2 separate regions of the Homo sapiens genome follow, and region 2 is linked to region 1. A link is a contact called in ENCODE Hi-C or POLR2A ChIA-PET data. All regions are on one chromosome and are shown on one strand. Each heading gives the region's core, a stretch centred on a gene start or an enhancer-like site at or near the end of the contact. The rest is flanking DNA. Distances are from core to core; before and after follow the strand shown.

Region 1 (2,906 bases), core at 145-2,644:
TAAGCTACAATGCATACAATGATGCCTAGTAAGTAAGTTTCTTCCTTTCATCATCTATGCTAAGAATACACAACTAAAATCAGAGCTAATGACAATACAATTACTAGGTAGTAGCAACTGGAATATTAAATTCTATCATGACAACACCAGAAACACTTGTACAAGCTTCTTCAAATGATCAATGTAATCTGTCCACAAAAATCTCTGACAAGCCCCAAAGTAGAAATGAAAGACGTTAACATTAGGATAAGGAGCGATGCTGCCAAAACACATCAACAGTGGCCAGTCTACGTGTATTATTAGATTTTTACATGGAGTTGCAGGTAAATAAAAGATGATTGTGTAAAATCTTCTGGAGGTCATAAGTAATCTAGCAGTGTGACACAGGGCCACATATGGTTTCTGGAATTTTAGAGATTAAGTCGACCTTCACGTTTTACTGCAAATACCTCCACTGTAATAAGATATAGAGGTCGGGGTTCAGGGGTTTGGAAAGGCAGACAACTCTTTTTCATTAAAGCAGTGAAAAATCTGAGAAGTTCCTCTCCAAGGGCTCTGCGGAGCGAAGGCCCATTCCCTTGGCTACCCTGTACCACCAGAGCTTTAGATGGCACTTGCACGCCTGGATTTCGTTTAGGAGCGAATACATCTAGCATCATGCGCCAGAGGTTCGGGAGAGCAAAAACCAAACTGACAGATCCTGAGAAATAGCTCAGTCATCAGCAGGGAAGACCTTCTCCACTTACTCCAAGGTCCTGGACATCCCGGGACTAAGAGGTTCTCTAAAGAAGCCTAGCAAGGCTTCCAAGTACGCGGAGAGGAGAACGAACAGCCCGGTGTCTGGGTTCAATGTCCGGGTGACCAACCATGAGAAGGTGTCCCAAATAACCTGGCTACCGCCAGCGTGAGACATCCAGGGTGAGACATCCAGTCAGCAGCGTCCTAAAACACTGCTGGAAGTCGGAATCACAGTGCCCCAGATCCGCAATGCCTAAGTGGGAGAGCTCCGGAAGACGCCAAGCTCTGAGGACAGCCTCAGGCTTCGGTCCCCAATTCCCTGAGTTAGTTTACCTACCCGCTCCGACCCCGGCTGCTCCGGATCTCAGGATCCTGGAAGCTGCTCCTTACGGACTCTCACACCCGCCGCTGGGCTCCAGACAACCGGAACCCGCTCACGTCACTTCCGGTCCGGTCCCTCTGCCCCCTGAGACAGCCTCCAGAAGGGATACGTTCCTCCCTCCTTTCGGCGAGCTCGGTTGATCCTCGCGGGATTTCAGTTAGGCTCTTAGTGCGGGCCCTGTGGGTGTGGCAAGAGGAAGAATGACTGCTCGCTTTGTGATTCTTGATCCGGAACTTGTCACCCAGGAACCCCGGAAGAGGTAGCTCACGCGATAGAAACGTGTTCGCTGCCCAGAAGAAGGGAAGGCGCGAGTGAGGAAAGGAGGTACTGTAGGTAGGTTGGTTGGCTCCTTACAGGGCGAAGGAGACCAATATCATTATTCATTTTCTCGCCAGTAGGAACGTTTCTTTTCACCTCGTTGCATTACCCACCTTCTTCATTTTCTCCTTTATAAACTGTCTTCCGCCCAGGGGCCGCTGAGCCCTCTGTTCCTGTTCTGCGAACCGTCCTTTGGAGGAAAGGAACAGGCTGCTGGGGAGGGGAAGACTCAGAATTTCTAGTTCCCAGCAAAGCCTCCAGGCAGGCAGTATCGATGCGCTCTCTCCGAAATTGATAAAATAGCGAGCAGGCCTCATACCCTCAGCTGGGCACTTATGAATATCCCCAGCGTTTCGAGCTGTCGAGCTCTGCGTGGAAAGAATTGGTTTCTAAGAATATAGTCGAAAATTTGGGGCCGGGCGCGGTGGCTGACGCCTGTAATCCCAGCACTTTGGGAGGCTGATGTGGGCGGATCACCTGAGGTCAGAAGTTCGAGACCATCCTGGCCAACATGGCGAAAACCCATCTATACTAAAAATACAAAAATTAGCCGGCGTGGTGGCGCGTGCCTGTAATCCCAGCTACTCGGGAGGCTGAGGCAGGAGAATGACTTGAACTCGGGAGGCGGAGGTTGCAGTGAGCCGATATCGCTCCATTGCTCTCCAGCCTGGGCGACAGAGTGAGACTTCGTCTCAGAAAAAAAAAAAAAAGAAAGAAAAAATTTCCCCCCTTTTTCACACAAAGAGATTAACTAGAGAGGTATTAATCCTTACTGACATACCCCAGGCACCATACTAGACTCTGGGAATATGTTATACAGGGAAAGTGGGGCAGTGGCTTAAGGGTCAGAGAAGATTTGGGAAAGGTTTGTTTGTTTTTTTCGGTTGTAAACTGCAGACCCGGCGCGGTGGCTCAGCCTGTAATCCAACACTTTGGGAGGCTGAGACAGGAGGATTGCTTGAGCCCAGGAGTTTGAGAACAGCCTGGGCCACATAGGGGGCCACATAGTGAGACCCTGTCTCTTAAAAAAAGATTAACGGGTGGAGCATGGTGCAGAAGGAGGTAATGGGATCAAGAGCACTACTGAAATGGGTTTACTGAGGCAGGGGAATTAGAAGGCACCAAGAAGAAGATTTTATAGGATGTACTTATTTTGTTCTGCTGTCATTGCCCAGAATTATTTATGAGACAAAGAATGGTTATTTGTTTTACCTTAGTCTTAGGCACTAGGCTTATTGATACGCTTGTCGTAAGTGTACAGAAAAAGAGACAGACATGTTGTTTTAGAGGAGTTAGATGATAATCTGATCAGATTAATATGAGATTAGAACATCCTAAAGAACAAAAATATGTGTTAATTTTAGCATTTTTATGATTAGACACTCCATTGAGATATGGGACATAATAAATAAACTTGGTAACTTTTGGAACTTTCACTGTCCTGTTTTTGATCTTATTGGGTTTTTTT
Region 2 (3,183 bases), core at 93-2,592, 260 kb before region 1:
CTCCTGACCTCAAGTGATCCTCCCGCCTCGGCCTTCCAAAGCGCTGGGATTACAGGGGTGAGCCACCACGCCAGGCCTAAACCTTTTTTTTTTTAGACGGAGTGTCGCTCTGTTGCCAGGCTGGAGTGCAGTGGCTAATCCCGGCTCACTGCAACCTCCGCCTCCCGGGTTCAAGCGATTCTCCTGCCTCAGCTTCCCGAGTAGCTGAGATTACAGGCACGCACCACCACACCCGGCTAATTTTTGTATTTTTAGTAGAGACGGGGTTTCACCATATTGGCCAGGATGTGGCCACGATCTCTTGACCTTGTGATCCACCCGCCTTGGCCTCCCAAAGTGCTGGGATTACAGGTGTGAGCTACCACTCCCCTCCTCAGCTTCGTTTTCTTAATGACCTTTTAATTTTAGAACAGTTTTAGATTAACAGAATTTATTTTATTTATTTATTTTTTGAGACCGAGTCTCACTCACTCTGTTGCCCAGGCTGGAGTGCAGTGGCACGATCTTGGCTCACTACAAACTCCACCTCCCGGGTTCAAGTGATTCTCGTATGCCTCAGCTTCCCGAGTATCTGTAGCGGGGATTACAAGTGTGAGCCAACGCCCCCGGCTAATTTTTGTAGTTTTAATAGAGACGGGTTTCACCATGTTGGCCAGGCTGGTCTCTACCTCCTGAGCTCAAGTGACCCGCCCGCCTCGGCCTCCCAAAATACTGGGATTACAGGTGTGAGCCACTGCGCCCGACCTAAACTTCGTTTTCTTAATAACCTTTTAATTTTAGAACAGTTTTAGATTAACATAATTATTTTGAGGGCAGTAGGGTCCTCTATACCCCACGCAAGACAGGTTTTTCAACTCTAACTTCTACTTCCACCCCACGCAGACTCTCCGCACCTCTCTCCTCTCATCTCGGGTTCTGACAAGGCCTGATCCTCACAGCCCAAATTCACGATTGTGAGGAAAGGTCAGCTCAGACCAAACGTCACCGCCCAGACAGACACAACTAGGTCAGGCGTCAAGCTCGCGGACATCCGAGCCCGGAAACCCTAACACTCCTCCAGGGGTAGGTTCTCCAAGCCTGAACATTTTTAACCTCAAAACGCCCAGGATCTCGGAGGCGTGTGGTGGATGCCACATAAATACATAACACATAACAACGACTTATTATTTAGCGCCAGGCCTGAAGGCCGTTCTCAGGCGCAGCTCGCTTGTTCTCGCTGCCAAAACACCCCGGCAGCCGTGAGCTCTCCACTCGGCGCGGTGCGGGGGCGGGGCTAGGAGGTGGAGCCGGGGCAGGGCGCGCGCGCGCGCGTGAGAACGTCCGGGGAGCGCGCGCGCCGCCGCCGTTGCCGCCGGGCTGAGAGAAGAGCTTGCGGGGTTTGCGGTTGATGGCCCCGACTGAAGGGCTGGAGGCGGTGTATGCCGCTGTTCTTGCTGTCGCTCCCGACACCTCCGTCCGCTTCTGGTCATGAGAGGTTAGGCCTGGGGGAAGCGGGCAGAGGAGGAGGCGGCGAGGGGCCGCGGCGCAGGGGGCTCTGGGGAGAATAGGCACTCGAGGCTCGGACGTGGGTGGAGAACTCTGCCCTCGGAGATTCCGGAAGAGTTGTGTTGAATTTTCTTCCCTTTTTTCTCCTCTTTCTTGTCTGTGCATGAAGGAAAGTGGGAGGGTTCTATGTTATTTATAGAAAAGACACTGAAAGCCTGCTGTCCAACGTCGCTCTTCAGTTTTGACGAAATAACACCCGTGGCGTCGGGGCCTCGGTGAAAGCCTTTAGTGAAAAGCACTGAAACCCAAACCGCCAGACACGGTGACTGCACCACTGTTCAGTCCTGGGAGTGAAATAGAATGACACAGAACATTCCCTGACGTTAACTCTAGCCTCCTCCTAGACAAACGGGAAAAGCACGGCAGTGTGGGATAGCCTCTGCGTTTTGTCAGCTGGGATTCCGACTCTGTTCTTCTGTTTCTAGGAGGTCCACACTGGATCATTTATTAGAGAGATCTTTCTCTGCTAGAGTCCTCTTTCCTCACACCCCTCCCTCCGTAATACACACACCACCGACGGTGGCATTTTATTGGGCGGACTGTGTAACTGCTTATTCAGACTAAAGAGTTACCTAGCAATTACGTGGTGACTCTCCAAAGTATCTATGCTTTAAATGTATTTAGGTAACATTCTTTTGCGCGGGGAGGTAATATTATTGGTGGCACCATTAATTATTGGAAACTTTATGAGCTTTGGGAAAGCTGCTTGAGCAGAAAATCTAATTTGTAGGTCACCTAAGTGCAGTGTTTATTATTAGTTACCTATGATGATAATAAGGCATTAAGATTTAATGTTGTTTTTTTTCCTAACATTTCCAACCATTAAAAAATACTGGCTCACTCTTCCTTATGAAACTTCTTTGATGTAGAATCTACATCAGAGATGAAACTGCACCATTTGGGAAAAGTAAATGTACCAGAGTACCCAGTGAGGACTGGTGCTCATTAACATCTGCTGGGTACCCATACTTCATGACTGTTTTGCGGATGCCTTCTGCCATTAGAGAACTGGAAGCATTTGCAGCTCAACTTTTTTTTTTTTGGTGCAAATGTTCCCTAAAAGATCATTTGTGTAGGGCAGCAGAGCCTTGGCATTAAGGGAGAAGGGAGGAGTCCAGTGATAAATAACCTGAAAATTCATCTGTTGTGATTATTTGCTACTCCTTTAGTGAATAAAGGATACCCAGTGAGGAATATACTGCTGGTATTTAACTGCCTGTTTACTTAGAATATCTTTTATTTGATTTTTTAGGAGACAGAGGCCTGAAGCAAAGACATCTGGGTCAGAGAAAAAGTATTTAAGGGCCATGCAAGCCAATCGTAGCCAACTGCACAGTCCTCCAGGAACTGGAAGCAGTGAGGATGCCTCAACCCCTCAGTGTGTCCACACAAGATTGACAGGAGAGGGTTCTTGCCCTCATTCTGGAGATGTTCATATCCAGATAAACTCCATACCTAAAGAATGTGCAGAAAATGCAAGCTCCAGAAATATAAGGTCAGGTGTCCATAGCTGTGCCCATGGATGTGTACACAGTCGCTTACGGGGTCACTCCCACAGTGAAGCAAGGCTGACTGATGATACTGCCGCAGAATCTGGAGATCATGGTAGTAGCTCCTTCTCAGAATTCCGCTATCTCT

What was found. Hi-C counts contacts between places; a loop is a spot of excess contacts on that map. ChIA-PET counts read pairs that join two places held with the same protein, here RNA polymerase II (POLR2A). Pooled maps may share reads with other maps.
Region 2: a loop to region 1 is called in a map of CD8-positive, alpha-beta T cell, with 9 times the contacts of the local background. The contact joins the promoter of RNFT1 here to the promoter of PTRH2 in region 1. A Hi-C loop is called at or near these places in 2 of 168 maps with a recorded cell type or tissue (CD8-positive, alpha-beta T cell and naive thymus-derived CD4-positive, alpha-beta T cell), 1 of 37 single-sample maps with no recorded cell type and 12 of 50 pooled maps. POLR2A ChIA-PET finds 5 or more read pairs at or near these places in 19 of 52 experiments (A549, CD4-positive, alpha-beta T cell, CD4-positive, alpha-beta memory T cell and 14 more).

What each region holds. Positions count from the first base shown.
Region 1 is chr17:59,705,918-59,708,823 of GRCh38, reverse strand. It overlaps PTRH2 (peptidyl-tRNA hydrolase 2), which reads left to right and starts at 1,394. Exons shown (of 2, transcript NM_016077.5): 1 at 1,394-1,453. It overlaps VMP1 (vacuole membrane protein 1), which reads right to left and starts at 1,170. Exons shown (of 12, transcript NM_030938.5): 1 at 1,076-1,170. RefSeq lists enhancers at 1,065-1,124, 925-1,580.
Region 2 is chr17:59,962,899-59,966,081 of GRCh38, reverse strand. It overlaps RNFT1 (ring finger protein, transmembrane 1), which reads left to right and starts at 1,342. Exons shown (of 9, transcript NM_016125.4): 1 at 1,342-1,474; 2 at 2,798-3,183. The coding sequence starts at 1,419. It overlaps RNFT1-DT (RNFT1 divergent transcript), which reads right to left and starts at 986. Exons shown (of 4, transcript NR_110815.1): 1 at 894-986. It also overlaps the pseudogene TBC1D3P1-DHX40P1. RefSeq lists an enhancer at 972-1,241 and a silencer at 1,272-1,401.